2 separate regions of the Homo sapiens genome follow, and region 2 is linked to region 1. Evidence: chromatin loops called from intact Hi-C (ENCODE). Cell type or tissue: IMR-90. All regions are shown on one strand. Links, peaks and the distances in the headings refer to the core of each region. The heading gives the core; the rest is flanking DNA.

Region 1 (8,338 bases), core at 69-8,068:
CATTGGAATATAAATTGAGACAAGTTTTCTGGGCGGCAATGTTTTATTATTATGTGGAGCCTTTCCATTGGACAAGCATAATGGATTCCTCATTTGTGTCTCCTATCATTACTTAAAAATGTATTTGGTGGTGGAAGCTTCCCCTACTCACTGGCTGAGAACTTGGATGCCCCTCTGTTCTGCTTGCTCTTGGGGAGTAGATTGGCCTATGTTCTAAGCCACAAATGCTGGCTTGATTCAGAAATTAAGAGTATACAATCCAAGCTATTAATCAAACTTCAGTCTTTTTTTTCACAGGTAAGACGTTTCCTTTCCTTGTCCCACCTGAGGTCTGTGTTCAACGGGGCACCTGTTCTTTGCACCGTGGTTTTGGTCACCTTCTCTCACTCCTTTCTTTCCCTCTTTCTCCTTGTTAATTGCATCTTCTGGCCTCTCAGAGGATGGGACACAGCAAAGGAAGAAGTCACTAAGCCTGTGGTGGGAGATACCATGCTCCCCTCTCTCTGGTGATGGGCAGGCTGTCACAGCATGGCTTAGCTGAAGACATCACCTCCCAAATCCACTTCTTCCACACTCAGCACTTGTTTAGTCTTTGCCTGAGTGATCTAAAGTAGAAAGCCTAGCTTTTTTGTCTATCTTTTGAACATTTTGTTCAGGCACCTAACTTCGGTGTGGAACATCTATTGCATGTATTTTACTTTGTGTGTGTCTGTCATGTATTTCCTCAGCCTAAATTCCTAGAACTGGAGTTGTTATGCTCATGAGTGTTAGTAAACCTAGCAGTTAAGAGTGTGGGTTCTGGAGACTATTGTTTCCAAGTGGCAGGGTCAAACTTTAGTTTTAACATCCTAAAATGTTGTATATGCATTGAAAACTTTAAAGGTTTTCATAACAACAGCAAATACTTATTTGGAACTTCTACTAAGTTTAATTTTTCAACAATCCTATGAATTATGTGTTATCATAATCTCCATTTTGCAGATAAACCAAGGCAAAGAAAGACTCAACAACTTGCCTAGAGTCACACCAATAGAAAGGAATAAATCTAGGATTCCATCCAAACTGTCTGCCTCCCATTCTAGGAAATCAGTCTGAGGAAATAGTAAGATACACTAAATAATATAGCTGGATTTTAATTGCAATATTTCTGATAACTTGAAAAAACTGGGTACAACTTACATATTTGATAGTAAGAGATTGATTAAATAAACAGTGGTATCTTAATATGCTTGAATCCAAAGACTTTAAACACGTATTTTAGAGGAATAGTCACATACGAACAATGCATAACTAATGTAATTGCTCTGTCACTCAGGCTGGAGTGCAGTGGCACGATCTCAGCTCACTACAACCTCTGTCTCCCAGATTCAAGCGATTCTCCTGCCTCAGCCTCTCAAGTAGCTGGGATTACAGGCATGCACCACCATCCCTGGCTAATTTTTGTACTTTTAGTAGAGATGGGGTTTCGCCATGTTGGCCAGGCTGGTCTTGAACTCCCGAACTCAAGTGATCCGCCCATCTCGGTCTCCCAAAGTGCTGGGATTACAGGCGTGAGCCACAGCGCTCCACCAACATATATTAATTTTATTAAAAAACTGTTAGAAATACAATATAAAGAAGTCAAAATGGGAAACTGGTTTGCAAGAGAAGATTGAGTTAGAATTGAATTTGAAGTGAAAAAAATCTTTTTAAGAAGGTGATTGGTGAAATGGAGTCAGAACAAAAAGTTGAATAACCTTAAGGATGGTCCATTTGAGCAGTTAAATCCCTGAAAACACTATTCCATTAGAGGGTGACATTAGCCTGCTATCTTCTTGACACAATATATGACCTAGAAAGATTTGGGGAAGAGATACAATTTTGAAATTTCTTTTTGTTACATAAAGGCTACATTTTCCATCTAAAATGCTCTAGTTTCTTCTAGAGAATGCTGATATATAAAGGGGAGGAAGATAAAAAATTTGAAATAGAAGTTTAGCAAGAAAAGAAGATAAGTTTGGGAAGACTTGTAGATAGAGCATGAATAGAGTGCAGTTTGATGTGGTGTGGTTGATCGCAAAGGAATCCCAATGTTGTCTGCAGTGTGGCTTAGTGTACCCTGTAGTCATAAAGTTCATATCCATTGAAAACATCAGGACTAAAATAGGTGTTTCATGTTAAGACCTGGACTTGGCTCTTCCCAGCCAAAAGCAGGTGGTCTTTGTACCATTCATCGCTTGCCATTTGCAAAACTTTGTAAGGTACATTTGGGGATAGTGGGGGTGGGAGGCAGGTGGCGGTATATGCAACATTTATCAAACCTCCAGAGTATTAAGAGGAAAGGTGGTTTCAGAAAAAGAAATCCTTTACATTTCTTCCCCATTTTGACAAAATCCAAACTAAAGCTTCAGTTATGTAGACCCTCTCAGATCTGATATCTTTTCAGGATATAAATAGTACATGTAAGAAAGGAAGTAGGGTAATTATTATAAAATTAGAGAAATATATTTAGTCAGTCAAAATCCTGAGCTGCTTTGCCATTTAAAATTGTGTGTAAAGTTTAGAACTCTCGTTGATCGGACTGTATCATAAAACTGAAAGTGTGGAGAACAAAGACCTCAGAATTCTTGCTCGGCTTTAGAGGATCATGTTCAGGGAGAGGACTCTAATTGAAATGAGGAGTAGATACCAATGGATATTTTACTGTCTATAATGTCAATTGTACAGTTTTGAACTCCATTGTGGGGAATGTCAATGGTCCCTCACTCGTCCAGGGTAACCAAGAGATGAAGAGTTGAGGGGAAGCACTGTGGTGCGGCTTATTGTGGCTGTTTAGTGGTGGTATTTCCTGGAAGGCAAGTTAATGGTGAAATGGAAGGCCCTTTCCTTTTATGTCCCTTTTGGTCTGATATTTTCCATTGTTGACTGCAGGTTGAAATAGCTCAAAATAAAAACCAGAAAATAAAAGCTGCAAGTAAAAACTTCATTTTGCCTATGCCAAATAAAATAGAAAAACTGGACTTCTGGCTTTTCAACATCGATTGCTGTGGGTACTATGGAAGATTCTTCGAATCAGGCACTTCTGGAGAAATTCATGATATGTAATCAAGAAATAACCATAGCCTAGAAGCTGATTTTTTAAGGCGAGCTTCCGTGTTCGTGTTTTCTTCTCCCCTCCTGTTTTGGAGGATTAGATGTAAATGCTCCTTTGTAAAGTTACCCCATCACCTGTTCTCTTTAGCCCATCCTCATGTTTCCCACTGACTTTTATCTCTGGCTTCTCTTTGTCCATGGGAGCTTTTTTCTCTGCCCATAAACATACTCAAATCTACTTTTTTCTTTAAAAGCAACCATCCATCCAGCCCAGAAAACCTTCCCTCAATCTCCAACTCTTTTACTGCCTCTCCTTATCTTGCTTGAAGTCTAAATTCACAGAAGTCTAGTCTGACTTTTTTTCCTATGGCTTCACCTTTCACTCTCTCCCAAGTCATTTCCAAACCAGCTTGCATAGTCACCTCTCTACTAAAGGTAAAAAATGACCTCAGATATCCCATTTACATTCTTTCTGAGTTCTGAGGCATTGACATGTGAATCTCTTCCTCTTTCTTGGAATTCTCATTCCTGGGTTTTGCTTTTTCTTAGTCCTTCTTGCTGGCCCAATCTTCTTTGGACTGTCCTTGGAATCTGGTGTTTTCCAGGTTCTGCCCTCTCTCTCTTCTCTGGCTTTCAGATAATAGCGTGGCATTTATTCATTTCTGGTACTATGCTAAAACCAGAGACACAAGGATGACTAAACATCACCACCTATTAGGAATCTTTGGACACATTAACATTCCAGAGCCTCAATTTTCTCATATAAAAATGGGTCATAAATACTTCAGGTCCAGACCTACATTTGCAATTCCTCATGGTGCAGCCCTGGTTACGAGCCTAACGTGACCAAAAACAAATGCTCAATATCCCCCTTGCACAATCTTTTCCTCTCTCAATAATTCCTCCCATGGCTAATGGCAGTAACATTTCTCTAGTCTAGACACAAGCTAGAAACCTGGGAATCATCCTTTGTTTCCCTTTCCCTCAACCTCTACATCCAATAAATCTCCAAGCCTACCACTTGTCTATCAGAAATATTGCTTTAAAACCTGCCACTTCATTGCCCCACCCAGACCTCATCATTTCTCCCCTGGCCAATACTACCGTAGCCTTTGTTCTCCTTTCCTTCTTCTAGGTTCTACACCGACTCCAAAATTCATTCTCCACAATGCTGCCAGAGTGACTGTTTAAAAGTAATACTTTGATCACATCTTATCTGCTCTAAAAGACTTCAGTGGTTCCTGCTGTCTATAGGATAAAGTTCAAGCATTTGTAAAACACTTCCTGTTTTGTCCACAACCTCCTTGTATGGTCTCACACTGAGTCCTCCTTCCTTTACCCAGTCACCTCTTATTTTAGCCACAAGGGTTACTGCACTTTCGCCAAGAGGAGTGAGGTCCCTGTGCTACGGTTTATGTTGTTCCTTCTGTTTGCAGCACTTTTCTCCTATTCCCCCACATGGGGACATCCTCCTGGATTTCAAAACATGTTCCAAAGTCCTCTTCTTCCCCGAGGCCTTCTTTGAGCCTTCTCTGGAGGAATAAGTCCTTCTCTATTCTTTCTGTGCTCACACAACTTTGCTTCCCTGTTCTCTTTGCCACCTTATCAGATCGCATTCATAGATGTGAGGGTTATCTTATCTGCTTATTGAGCAAGGACTGCACCTCAGGCTTTTGACCATCCCAGGAGCTTATCATGGTTCCATGGCCAGAACTCAACAAATATGTGTAGCAAGAAGCGAGTAATAAAAAAAAAAAAAAAAAGAAGAGTGCAGAATGCCAGCAGGTCCAGGGTTATATGGCAAAGCCAGCCTTGTGTTGGTCTGAACACTAAAGCAATGTTTCTTTTTGTTACCAGCAGATCCCAGAATATTCACCACTTCAATCCTATATCCTGTGACCCTCAACCTAGAGTCAAAGGAGCAAAGCCATGAAGAGAACCATTTTGTCCACATGGGGGCAGCACAGGCACTTCCACAATCGTATCCGAGGTCCCCAGGTTTCTCACCTCAAGGGTCCATTTATAGCCAGACCCAACTTTTCCTTGCCTGAGGTCCAAACTCAAGAGGCTTCACGTCTCCTCCGCCACCTTCTTCTGGGCTATAGAAGGCATTAATTTTAAGGTGATTTTAAAAAACCATTTATGGAGGTTCATCATAAATTGCTTGCCCCCAGGCGCTGGAGTAAGTTTCAATCATTCACCGTGTTCCTGAATAATGAAGAAGCTTCTCCACCGAAACAACGCTATCATACACCCAGACGGGCAACGCCTTTTTCTGTGGGTCCCTAGAAGTGTTTGTTGAGCTCTAAGGGGAGTCAGATCCAGATCTCATGCTCCCTGGAGTTTATGCTGGTTGGAGTGGGTGATTACTCCCAGGCCCAGGGGTAGCACCAGCATACCTAGCATCCACAGTCATATTAACTTTTCCACAAGGATTTTCTTTCTACTGCATTCCTACTTTTAAGAGCAGGCAGCCACAGCTGTGACAGTTTGCCATTCCTCTCCACTTGTTTCCAATAATGCCTCTTTAGTTACTTTGTGAAAAGATTCTCGACTGAGATTTTTCTTGCTTTCTATCTTCTAAAGTGTTTATTACTAGAAGATTCAACTTTCAGATTCTCTGAAGAAAATTCTTTCCTAGGAAAGGTAAGAGGTAGAAGAGGTAGCTAAAATTAGTTTCTTTTTTGGCTCTGCAAAAGCAATTGCAGCAATGGCAATAGTTGGCTGCAATAACTTAACAAATGGCTTCAGAAATGAGCTCTTCACTGGAATTTGAAAGAGCTCTCAGTGAATCCTGTTTTATAATTACTGCCTGATTCTAATGGGACACTCTAAAGCTTGAGTGTCTCCCAGTTTCATTCCTCAGGTGAGCCCTCTGGTTAACTTTGTCCAATTTGACACATCGGCACTGAACTCTCACCCGCAGTTTATGGGCTGATGACTGTTTAATTACACCTGCCAGCCTTCAGCAATCTCAATGATTAAGAATTGCAATACTGTGTCCTATTAATCTGCCTGGATTCCTTTCCATCTAAGGAAGTCAAAGAGTTTTTTGTTAATTTTTGATATACTTAGTGGAACTTGATAGAGAGCGTCAGAAGAAAATAGAGTTAAGAGGATGGTAATTGACCTCGCCAGGATCATTCTAAGTCAGCAGCAATTGGGGTAAGAATTTGGAGATTTGGGCAGCCTTTTTTGTTTAGTTAAAATTAGCTTTGGCCATAAAATCTAAAGCACACTATCATTATACAGGTTCGACTTGTCTTTGCTGTGTGTCTGCATATATTCATGAAATACTTCACCTCCACAGTTAGCACTTTCCATCTCTAAAATGCGGAGAGCAGGTCGGGCACGGTGGCTCATTCCTGTAATCCCAGCACTTTGGGAGGCCAAAGCAGGCGGATCACCTGAGGTGAGGAGTTCAAGACCAGCCTGGCCAACATGGTGAAACCCCGTCTCTACTAAAATACAAAAATTAGCCAAGTGTGTTTCTCGCTCCTGTAGTCCCAGATACTCAGGAGGCTGAGGAAGGAGAATTGCTTGAACCCTGGAGGTAGTGGAGGTTGCAGTGAGCCGAGATTGCAGCCACTGCACTCCAGCCTGGGCGATAAAGCGAGACTCCATCTCAAAAAAGAAAAAAAAGTGCAGAGAGCACAGGAGAGCTGGACCAAAGTTTGCCTACAAATTTCCAGTAAATCTTGGAGATCTTCATCTTTTCCAAACAACAGGACCCACCAAGATTACAGAAGAGTCTGTGGCTAAGGAATTTAGAAATAGAATGTTATAATTTATACTTTTCCTAAGAAAGTCTTTGTTGTAAATAAGGTTGCATACTCCATTGACATGGAAAGAAAAGGGGAAGGAATGAGGAATGTCAGTGATCCAGAGTCTAATTAATGTTGCCACCAATTTTTGCATAATTAACAGTACATTTCTATTCTTTAATAAAATTGATAAGATTCTACCAAGTTCATTGTTTCTGAAAAGTTGGGAAATGGGAGGTGGCCCTGGGGGTAGGGAGGAGAAAGGTGATTATGCAAGTACATGCCTCCCCCAGATTGATCAGGTAACATGCACCTGCTAATGGGGATAAATATTAGGAGATGAGGAAATGGATACAAGTAAATGCTTTCTCCAAAAACAAAGAAACCAAACTAGTGACCATAGGCAGAACTTGCTTCTAATGTTTGCACTCTGATACTGAAAGGTAACTGGACCTATGCATAAAATGTGACACCAATCTGATCATCTAGGTAGCCTGAAGATAGTATGTATTTTGGGGAGACTATTCTATTTCTAGTGCCCTGGAGGATTTCCCAAATTGTTCAGCTAAATGTAGGTTTAATTACCTCTTTACCATCACCACTCCATTACTGCCTCTGAATGATGACTTTGTGCATTTTTCACTTAAGGGTAATGAACTGCTCTCTTAATATGGTTCCATCATTCAACTTTGTTCTAGGGAGTTTCTTTATAGACAATTTTTATTTTAATCAGAAGTGAATGGGACTATTGCCTTTAAAGTGGACCATCTGTGGGTTTACCAGGAAATTTATTAACTTTGATCTTTATTCAATTTAACTTTCTGCCAGAGCTTCCAGTAAAGTTCTTTCAAGCCTGCAGAAAGCAGAGCTCAGAGCTCAGAAAGTGGGCTCTGTGGGAGGGGGAGAGGGGAGGATAAGAGAAGGGAGTGTATGGATACAGACTGCAATCCCAGTTTCAGCTGAGGTGGCAGTGGGGAGCTGGGAACATTATTCTGGAAGATCCTGGAGCAAGTCCTCAACTTGACTCCAGTTCGAGACTCCTCTGGGCTAGCAAGGTAATATATATGTATTTTTTTAAGAGATGGGCTCTTGCTCTGTTGCCCAGGCTGGAGTGCAGTGGAGCCCTCACAGCCCACCGCAGCCTTGAATTCTTGGGCTCAATTGATCCTCCCGCTTCAGCCTCCTGAGAAGCTGGGACTACATGTGTGTACAACCATGCCCAGCTAATTTATTTTTATTTTTGTTTTTGTTTTTTTGTAGAGATGGGGGTCTCATTCTGTTGACCAGACTGGTCTTGAACTCTTGGCTTCAAGTGAACCTCCCACCTCAGCCTCCCAAAGTGCTGGGATTACAAGCGTGAGCTACCGTGCCTGGCCTAGCAAGGTAATTTTAAACAGACACTGCCTTACCAATGATACAGCCTCAAAAGCCCTGATGCCAGCCTGAGCTGAATGTGATGAGCGTGAGGACTTATCCAGGCACTACCCACCTCTGCAACAAAA
Region 2 (8,338 bases), core at 266-8,265, 230 kb after region 1:
AGAGAAAAGAACTGGTACTAATGGGCAGAATTTATAAAGAGGCACATTTTTGCTTTCTATAAGGAGACACATTTTCCAGCAACTAGAGCATGTGCATAAGCTTTCACCATGAAATGGTAAGCTCTGCATTACTTTACTGTTCATTGGGAAATTGAGAGCACACTTGCAGCTCTTGTGGTTTTATCTTTCAGCAAAAAGCATCACAACAAACTAAAAATTTCCCATAACATATATTAGGTTTAAGCATATGAAAATGCTGCTACTCAATCATTTTTGACTTACAAAAATGGCAATTTCATGTGATTCAATCTAATGGAAATAGAATAATACCCTGGAGTAGAATATGAAATCTATTTTAGATCACTGATTGGAAGGGCAACCCTTAAGCTGTTGCCATCCATCTTTATGTAGGCAGTGTGGGTTGCATAAACCACAAAGTTGTATTTTGTTCCTGGAAACTGCTAAGAAGACTTGATAAGAGAAGAGCTGCTATTCTAAGAATGAGCTTTTCTTCCAACTCGATCAGTTTATTTTTTTTTCTTTTTGGGGTTGGGGGAGGTGGCACCTCCTTCAAAAGTAAGGATATATCTCCAGAATATCTTAGTTTTTGTTTTTGTTTCTGTGTGGCTTTTTTTTTTTCCCAGGAAGCCGCTGTTTATTTTGAATCTGTGTTACTTTGTTGGGAAATTAGCTTCCTACTTTTACAATCAGGGAAGTGGCTGCACTTTCTTCTATTGGCTCTATTTACTCTTTCAAGTATCTTGGGGATCTTCTAAATTTTAGCATTTTGGGATATTTTTCTGTTTTATCCATGATGTTTATAGTTTTCTACACTATTAATATGTATATTCTTGACCTCTAGCTTTCTGGAATTTGAAAGTCTCAATCTCTTTAATTTGGTCCCTACTGTTGTCCTGATATTTTTAGTTGTCTTTCATGGGCATTTTAAGTTCTAGCTATACAGACACCACTCTATTCTCTTTACTTTCACTCTGTAGTGGCTACTCTTGCTCCTTCAGATCTAAAGAGCATCCTTGACTTCTCCTACACTAGGTTAGGCACACTTGCAATGAACTCCCAGAGCAAAATATACTTCCCAGATCATAATGCTTTCCTACTATCTGTTTTTTTTTTTAATTTTACAAATACTTGATAGCACTTTTTTATGTGCTGGACACTTCTTTAAGGGCATTACAGTATTAAGTTATTTGACCTTCACAACAAATATCTGAGGTAGAACCATTACTGTCTCGATCTTATCAATGAGGCTAATGAGGTACAGTGAGGTTAATCAACTTTCCTAAGATTTCAGCTAATCAATGAGGGGGCAGGATTTGAACCAGGGTGTCTGGCTCCTGACGTCCTCTTTCCCAGCCTGTTTGCCACCACATCCAGCTGGCTCTTACTTTATGCTGATTGCCTGTTTAATGGTAATGTCATAGGCCCCCTTTCTCTCTAGCCATCATGTCTATCTCAACCACTGTCTGCCTCCATGAGATGGAGACTTTGTTCCCTGTTGAATTCTAGTACCTTCTAAGACAATGTTTAACACTTAGTTGGTGATCAAAAACCATTTTTTTTAATAAATGAACACACATATGTTTCTGTAAACAGTCAAGGATGGTAATATTTCTAAGAAGAATGAAATAACTGCAACATCTTTTAAGTGCAAGTCAAATGTGAACCAGCTATACTGGAGGAAAAGGGAACTTACCCTGACAAGCAGTATTTTGAAAATTTCAAATGTCTAAAAAAGATTAAAGCTAAAGGGGATTTCATGGTCGGTATCAGACAGTTCAATTTGAAGCAAAGCTGTTGCTATTCAAACTCTCACCACTTCCAGCCACAGGAAAAAGCAGACGGTTGTGAAAGCTTGCAGGCTAGAAGGAAATTCTAATTTTTTGGAATGCCCTGAAGAAGGAGGTAGAGTTGTAGACTCTGACTACTTTACTATAAGACTGATAACCCTGAAAAAATATAAAAAACACATAAAAGAGGGCACGAGCCTGATTAGAGGACCAAGTTGGAGCTGTGTTATCACAGGTCCTCAAGAAATCAGCAGGGCCAGAAATGAGGCAGGCTGCAGGCAATTACAGATTGTCATTAAAGTTAAAAACATGACCCACAGCACTGTTGCTGTATCGCTTTAGGCTACTAAAGCTCCATGCTGTCAGTTATGACACAAAGCACGGGAAAGGACAGTCAGAATTCTATGCTATTTCTGCATTTTTTAACAAAAGTAAAAATTTGTACAATTCTCTACAATTAAAATAAGTAAGCATGGACTGATTTTTAGAGAAAGACAGGAAACAGAGCAGAGGTATTATATCTACTTGAAAAATCGCATTCAAAGGCTACTTCCTCATTGTTTGGGTTTGGGTAGTAATATAATCAGCAACAAGGATGATTTCGTCCAACTGGTTCTTCTTTGACAGTTTTCTAAGTCAAGAATTGCAGAAAATAGACAATGTTGGTATTGTGTCTGATGAATTAAAAAAATGAGTGAGGATTATAACCAAGTAAATAACACTTCAAGTAGGTGTTTAAAGTAATGTGTGGAAAAAAATCACAACAATAGAAAGGCTTAGATGAAAGAAGATTGAATTCTGAATGAGGGCAGAAGGATTAAGTGAATGTCAAGAAGAACATCCCAGTATGGATCCATTCCTTGCACAACAATTGAACCCCTTACTTCACAATGTGGTAGAGCTTAATTTAACTTAAGAGGGGTAAACGTGCTAAATGGAAATGATTTGGTAAAGAAGGAAGGATTTTTAATGCCAAGGACAAAGCAATTTGTAATTTGATTTTTAATCTGCAGACGGTAGGTAGTATCAAGTCATCAAACAGTGCAAAGAATAGGCCACTAATTGAAACAGAACGTGGAGATGTTAATGAAATTGATTAGAAGTGACAAAGCAGCTGGATTTGTCAGCATTTCAGCAGATGGAATAGCTCTGATTGATGAAATGACAAGGCTCTGAAACAAAACTGAAAATTAAATGTACAGCCAGATAGTCCTGGCACCAAAAATGTACAATTGCATAAAATTTCAGGAGCAAACTATAAAGAGATCTGGAGAAATGCTCCCAAATGATTTACAGAATACAATTATTTATCACTTGGCTCAAATCTGCAACTTCAGATGACTGGTAGAAGTTTGAGAGTTGGTGTAGCAAAGTACTTGATGCCATTGCTTGGGTTAGATGGCAGTATCACACGTAACAGGACTGCTTTAGAATGACTGTCACTTCATTCTAATTTTGCAACCACTACTCCATAGTCTTTCTTATATTACATGAATGCCACGTTTTCCTAACTGTGTTCCTTAAAGCACTAGGGACCCCATGAGACGCTAAAAGACTCCGTGAAAAGAGTTTTTGGTCAAATAAGTATATTGTAAGTATGAGTCACTCTTAGAGAGTCTCAACACACATTAGCATAGCAAAGGCAAAGTCTGTGGTAAAGTGGGAATTTCCTAAGCTCCCATGCCTACTTAAATGAATTTTTAAGAAGTATCTATAGTATTTCGGAAGGACTATTGCTCTTTGGAGTGAAGTTTGGAAAATATTACCTTGGTAGCTCAAAAGCACTTATTGGCCAAGCACTTTACTTACTGCATTCTGGAAGAATGACTTCAGCCCTGAAAAGAATCCACCTTTCCATGAAGCAGTTTGCATTACAGTTGAGACTTCAAATATGTTTGAATGTATTTGGAAAGACGTTGCCTTGCTCTTTCTGCTTATGTTTGTGCAGATCACAGACTCATTTTCTGTCGATGATCATAGACAGGCTGCAGTTCTGTTATGCTGAGAGTATTTGTCTAGTGCCTAGTTTCTATTTCAGGTGGAAATTCTGGGTAAGGAAAATGACTCTAGTCACAAGTGCAAGTTGTGTGGTACATAGGAGCATCTCTTTAAGTTCTCTTTTAAAAAAACGAGACATCTGATTACATCGAATGTTATTTCCTTCTCTTTACACTATTATTTTTAAAGTTAAAGCACTGGTCTGAAAGGAAGCTGGGAATATTTCCCTATATTCATAGAATAAAGCCAATTTTGAATTACTTTAATTTAGAAAGTAACAACGTATGTGCCACAGGACATTTTTGGAGGGTGGGTCTCGAGGGATGAAATTAAGCAATGATTGTTTCAGACATATTTTTAAACGTTGGGAATTCAGTGAGCACTGAAACAGTTCTCAAGAGAACCATTTCAGAATTTAAAGGAATGTTCTACAACTCAGTTAAAACCACTGCATCTTCTGTCTCCTTAACTCTCTGTGATCCATTTACACAAGGCAACCCTGAAAATCATGATTTTGTGAAATATTTAGCTAAGGGTGCATCTTTTACAACTCTTTATTTGGGCATTTTAACCATGACTGTTTACAGACCTGTGACACAGTCTCATAGAAGACCGCACTGTTTGGATTCCTAGGATCTCTCTATTCTGTCTGCATCAGCCTGATTGCAGCATATCTTCTCCTATTTCATAGCAAACTCACTCACTGTCCTAGTTTTAGACATTTTATCTATAAGTGAACACTCTGTTTTTGAAGTGATTACTTCTGCTGTCCTGATTTTTCCCAAGGCTTTAATCTCAACAATTAAAGTTGAGATTGAGAGTAAAGCAATCAGAAGTATACTCTTAAGAAAGAATATCTCAGGAATGGGATTTAGTTAATGAAATATTTTCTTTGGTTTCAATTTTCTTATAAAAGAGAGTTTTTCCTGTATTTCTTATAATTAGGATAGATCTTATCTTTCCGATATGACTGGATATAGTTTATACAATGTCAGCAGTATCTTTCATTGGTGGTTTTATTTATTTATGAAGTTTTACTGGCAGAACCAGGAAGAATGCTTCACCTTGGGCTTGTTGGGACTAATTCATGGATAGCCATTTGGAGGGAATAAGAACACTGAAATTTTGGATACTTATACTACTTAAATTTGTGCTCATTTCAACTCTGTCTTCTGGGCAGGAGTGAGACAAACACAGTTTGATCAAGTTGTTCATTTGTTTCACATTCCTTTTTCGTATAAGAGAGCAAGAAGGAAAGTGGGAGGGAGATGAAAGGCAGACATTTGAACGCTAATTTACATGCGTTTCCAAGATCTTTAAATTTCTAAAGCTGAGCTATGATTTACGTATACATCAAAGTTCAAGACATTGCTTGGCTTTAAGAAGTACAGATTGTCATTGGCTAAAATGGCAAGAAAAGCGGACCCAATTTAGGATAGAATCTGTCTTATGCTCTGGTGGGCAAGTCTTCACCAGACTCTCCCCTGAGGCTTGGGGAGCAGAATAGTGGCACACTATTGGTTACTGCCTCCAGAGACTGTGAGATCCTCATTGAGACTCCAGTAACTGTAGCATGTCATTGGTTACTGCCACCAAGAAATGTCGGATGTCCATCTCAGTGATCCTGTTGGGGACTGACCCTTTGGGGATGGTCAGTTGTTTTCGTTTGTCTTGGGAAATTACACACTCTGGATGGCTTAATAAAAAACAACCCAAATATAAAGATCACAATAGAATATATGTCTCTACAAATACAGTTTTCCAAAACCCAGAACTGAATGACTTTAGAGTTGTAGGGCATGTCAGGACAGAGTCAGTGTCTGGTGTCCTGAGACTGCCTAAGCAGGGACATTTCTCTTGGTATGTGACAAGCTGTCACTAGAAAGTGAACCGTTCCCCTTTATTGGTTTCTAAGAGTTTGGCCCTTTAGAGAGTTTCCTTATCTAATTGAGCTTTTGGTGACATATTTTATTCTCTCAACAACTTTCACAGGATGAAATATTATCTTAACTAGGTCAGCCAGACCTTCCATGAACTAACTCTTTCTTGCTGGATACTTTTATCTTAGGGAATGACTGGAATCCTGAAACCTGATTCTGCTCTGCTGTGGAAAGAATGAGCACCTCATATATACCATCCTCACATCTTGGGCAGCGGGTTGCTAAAAACCATAGCTGTGTGCCATGTAAAAACTCGAGGCATGGTGAAGTAGAACTAGCAGTTTTGGAGTATTTTGGAAAGACTGGTTCACTTGATTTCTGTACAAGTCTTCCTCACTTTCTTTAACCATAGGAACTGCATATTTTCAGGTTTGAAAGATCCTTAAATCAGCTTATATGATGAAGACTCACTGCCTGTCGGAAAATCCCTTCCCTCTTTCCTGAAGATGTACTTGAGGGTGTCTCCCCATTCTCTTTTCTTTCAGCATTTCTTTGTTCATTATTTTTTCCCCATGCCAGCCACCTTAAATTCTTTTAGAATTAATTCTTTATAGAATTAGAATTCTTTTCTGGATTATGACAATGGGAGTAGAAAACAGTGTTATTCAGTGGACCTTTATCCAGAGAACAGGCAAGAGAGGAGATAGATTGGGGAGCAGGGAGAAGGATATGGAAGAATCACAGGCATCTAGCCTCGACCTGGAAGAAAGGCAGGGTAACAGACCATGTAGGATAGTCTGGGAGAGGAATCATAGTTGGGAAGAGGATGACGAGCTTAGTATTGGATGTGTTGCATTGGGATTGTCAGGGGTAAACTGAAATAGAGACACAAACAGCCTAATGTCAGAAGCTCAGGTTCACAAGGCAAAATTTGTGAGTGTATTAGTTTCCTACAGCTGCTGTAAAAAAAATTATCAAAAATGCAGTGGCTTGAAACAATACACATTATCCTCTTATAGCTTTGGAGATCAGAAATCTCAAATGAGTCTCACTGAAATTAAGTTGTCAGCTGGGCTGCATTCCTTCTGGAGCCTCCAGGGAAATAATTTGTCTCTGTGTCTTTTCCAGCTTCTCTATGCCACCTGAATTCCTTGGCTTGCAGCCCCTTCTTCCATCTTCAAAGCGAGTAGTTGAGTGTCTTCAAGTATTTCTGATTGTTACTCTCCTGCCTCCTTCTTTTACGTATAAGGATCTTTGTGATTACATTGGTCCCACCAGGAAAATCTACACACCTGCAAAGTCCCTTTTGCCACGTAAGACAACTTATTCTCAGGTTCCAGGAGTTAGGACATACACACCTTTGTGGGGGTGGGGAGCAGTATTCTGTCTACCACAGGAAGCATTTATATAGAGGTAATAATTAAATTTAACTTTTTATTATTCTCTATGCCCAAGAGAATGTGGGTAAAAAGAGAAGTCCAGAGTGCTAAAGAACAAGACTTTCTCATCGTGTTTTCCCATATCCTCTTCCTGTTTCTCTTTTCAGTATCAGGGTTAATTCTTGTCACCCACTGTATTTCCCTCCCCACTCTTTTAACTGCTCTCCAGTGTCTTATCAACAAAGGCTTCAACTCTGGTGCTAAAAGAGAGTGATTTCATTTTTTTAAGTTAATTTTTACCTGTATACTTGCAAAGCACTAGAATTTTCTTTTAAATGCAAAGGGAGTCCTTATTTTTATTTTTCTAGTCTTAGTGTTATCTTCAGTCATATCTGCTTAGGTTGAATTTCATACAATAACATTGTAGTTGCACTACTGCTAAGTCACTCACATATAGTTCATCCTTTTCCTCCACTTAAATAATGAGAAACTAATTATGTTTTCAATAGTAGGACTAAACTGCTGTGCTATTGACAAAGTCTTGATTGATTTGAAATATGAGAAAGCTGATGCCCTTCACTGAAATAATTGGCTTAGACTCTGGGGAGTCCACCTGAATTTAACTGTTGAAAATGCTTATTGAGTGCTGGCTTCCCAGTGGGTCCTGTGCTTGGTGCTGCTACACACTTGATCTAAGAGGCGGTGTGCTGTAGGCTGAGATACCACTTAACCTGTGGCAGCAGGGTGTGTGAGCTTTGGAGTCTGCATCCACTCATTTGACCATTGATTTTTTTCTTCAGTAAACATTGGAGTCCCTCTGATGTGCTAGGCATCATATTAAACCTGAGGGAATAGAATATTGAATAGACCATAGTCCCTAGTAATCAAGATACTTCAGTGATTGGGGTGAGTGGAAGAGACCCACAAGGAAATAGGCAACTATATTACACCATGATAAGTGCAGTGCTGTGACAGAGGGTGGTATACCTAGAGTATCATGGGGACAGATACAAGAAGAATCCAATCCAGATGTGGGGTTCCAGGGAAGGCTTCCTATAGAAGGTAATATCTAAGTTAGTCCTCCAAGGCCAGTAAGAGTTATTCAAGCAAATACAAAGATGTGGAGAGGGCATTATGATCCTTCCTGAGAGAAGTGCTTTCAGGTGGAAAAGATGAGGCAAGATAGCAGGTTTGAAATTCCTACTCAACTATTCTGGATATCCTTAAGAAATTACTTAAGCTGTCCAAGATTGAGTTCCTTCATTCTGTAAAA

The links. A loop is a pair of places that touch in the nucleus more often than their neighbours do. Peaks named below come from ENCODE experiments on the same cell type or tissue, not always from the same donor. Only the 100,000 strongest peaks of a DNase experiment are listed, where the experiment ranks them.
Region 2: it touches region 1 in a loop (4-fold over the local background); 9 of 110 quality-filtered maps call a loop at or near these places.

The regions. Positions count from the first base shown.
Region 1 is chr2:191,561,425-191,569,762 of GRCh38, forward strand. No RefSeq gene overlaps it. Among named protein-coding and RNA genes, the nearest start is that of NABP1, 110 kb to the right of the region's middle. RefSeq lists an enhancer at 2,580-3,779. In IMR-90, for the core only: CTCF peaks have their summits at 5,023 (motif pointing right) and 7,823; a DNase peak (open chromatin) is centred at 5,037; H3K27me3 peaks cover 246 bases.
Region 2 is chr2:191,786,461-191,794,798 of GRCh38, forward strand. It overlaps LOC105373812 (a long non-coding RNA gene), which reads left to right. Exons shown (of 3, transcript XR_923718.3): 3 at 5,875-5,993. It overlaps LOC729254 (hCG2045843), which reads left to right and starts at 6,380. Exons shown (of 5, transcript NR_157850.1): 1 at 6,380-6,461; 2 at 6,815-6,999. In IMR-90, for the core only: no CTCF peak of the experiment used is centred there; DNase peaks (open chromatin) are centred at 3,451 and 4,431; H3K27me3 peaks cover 181 bases.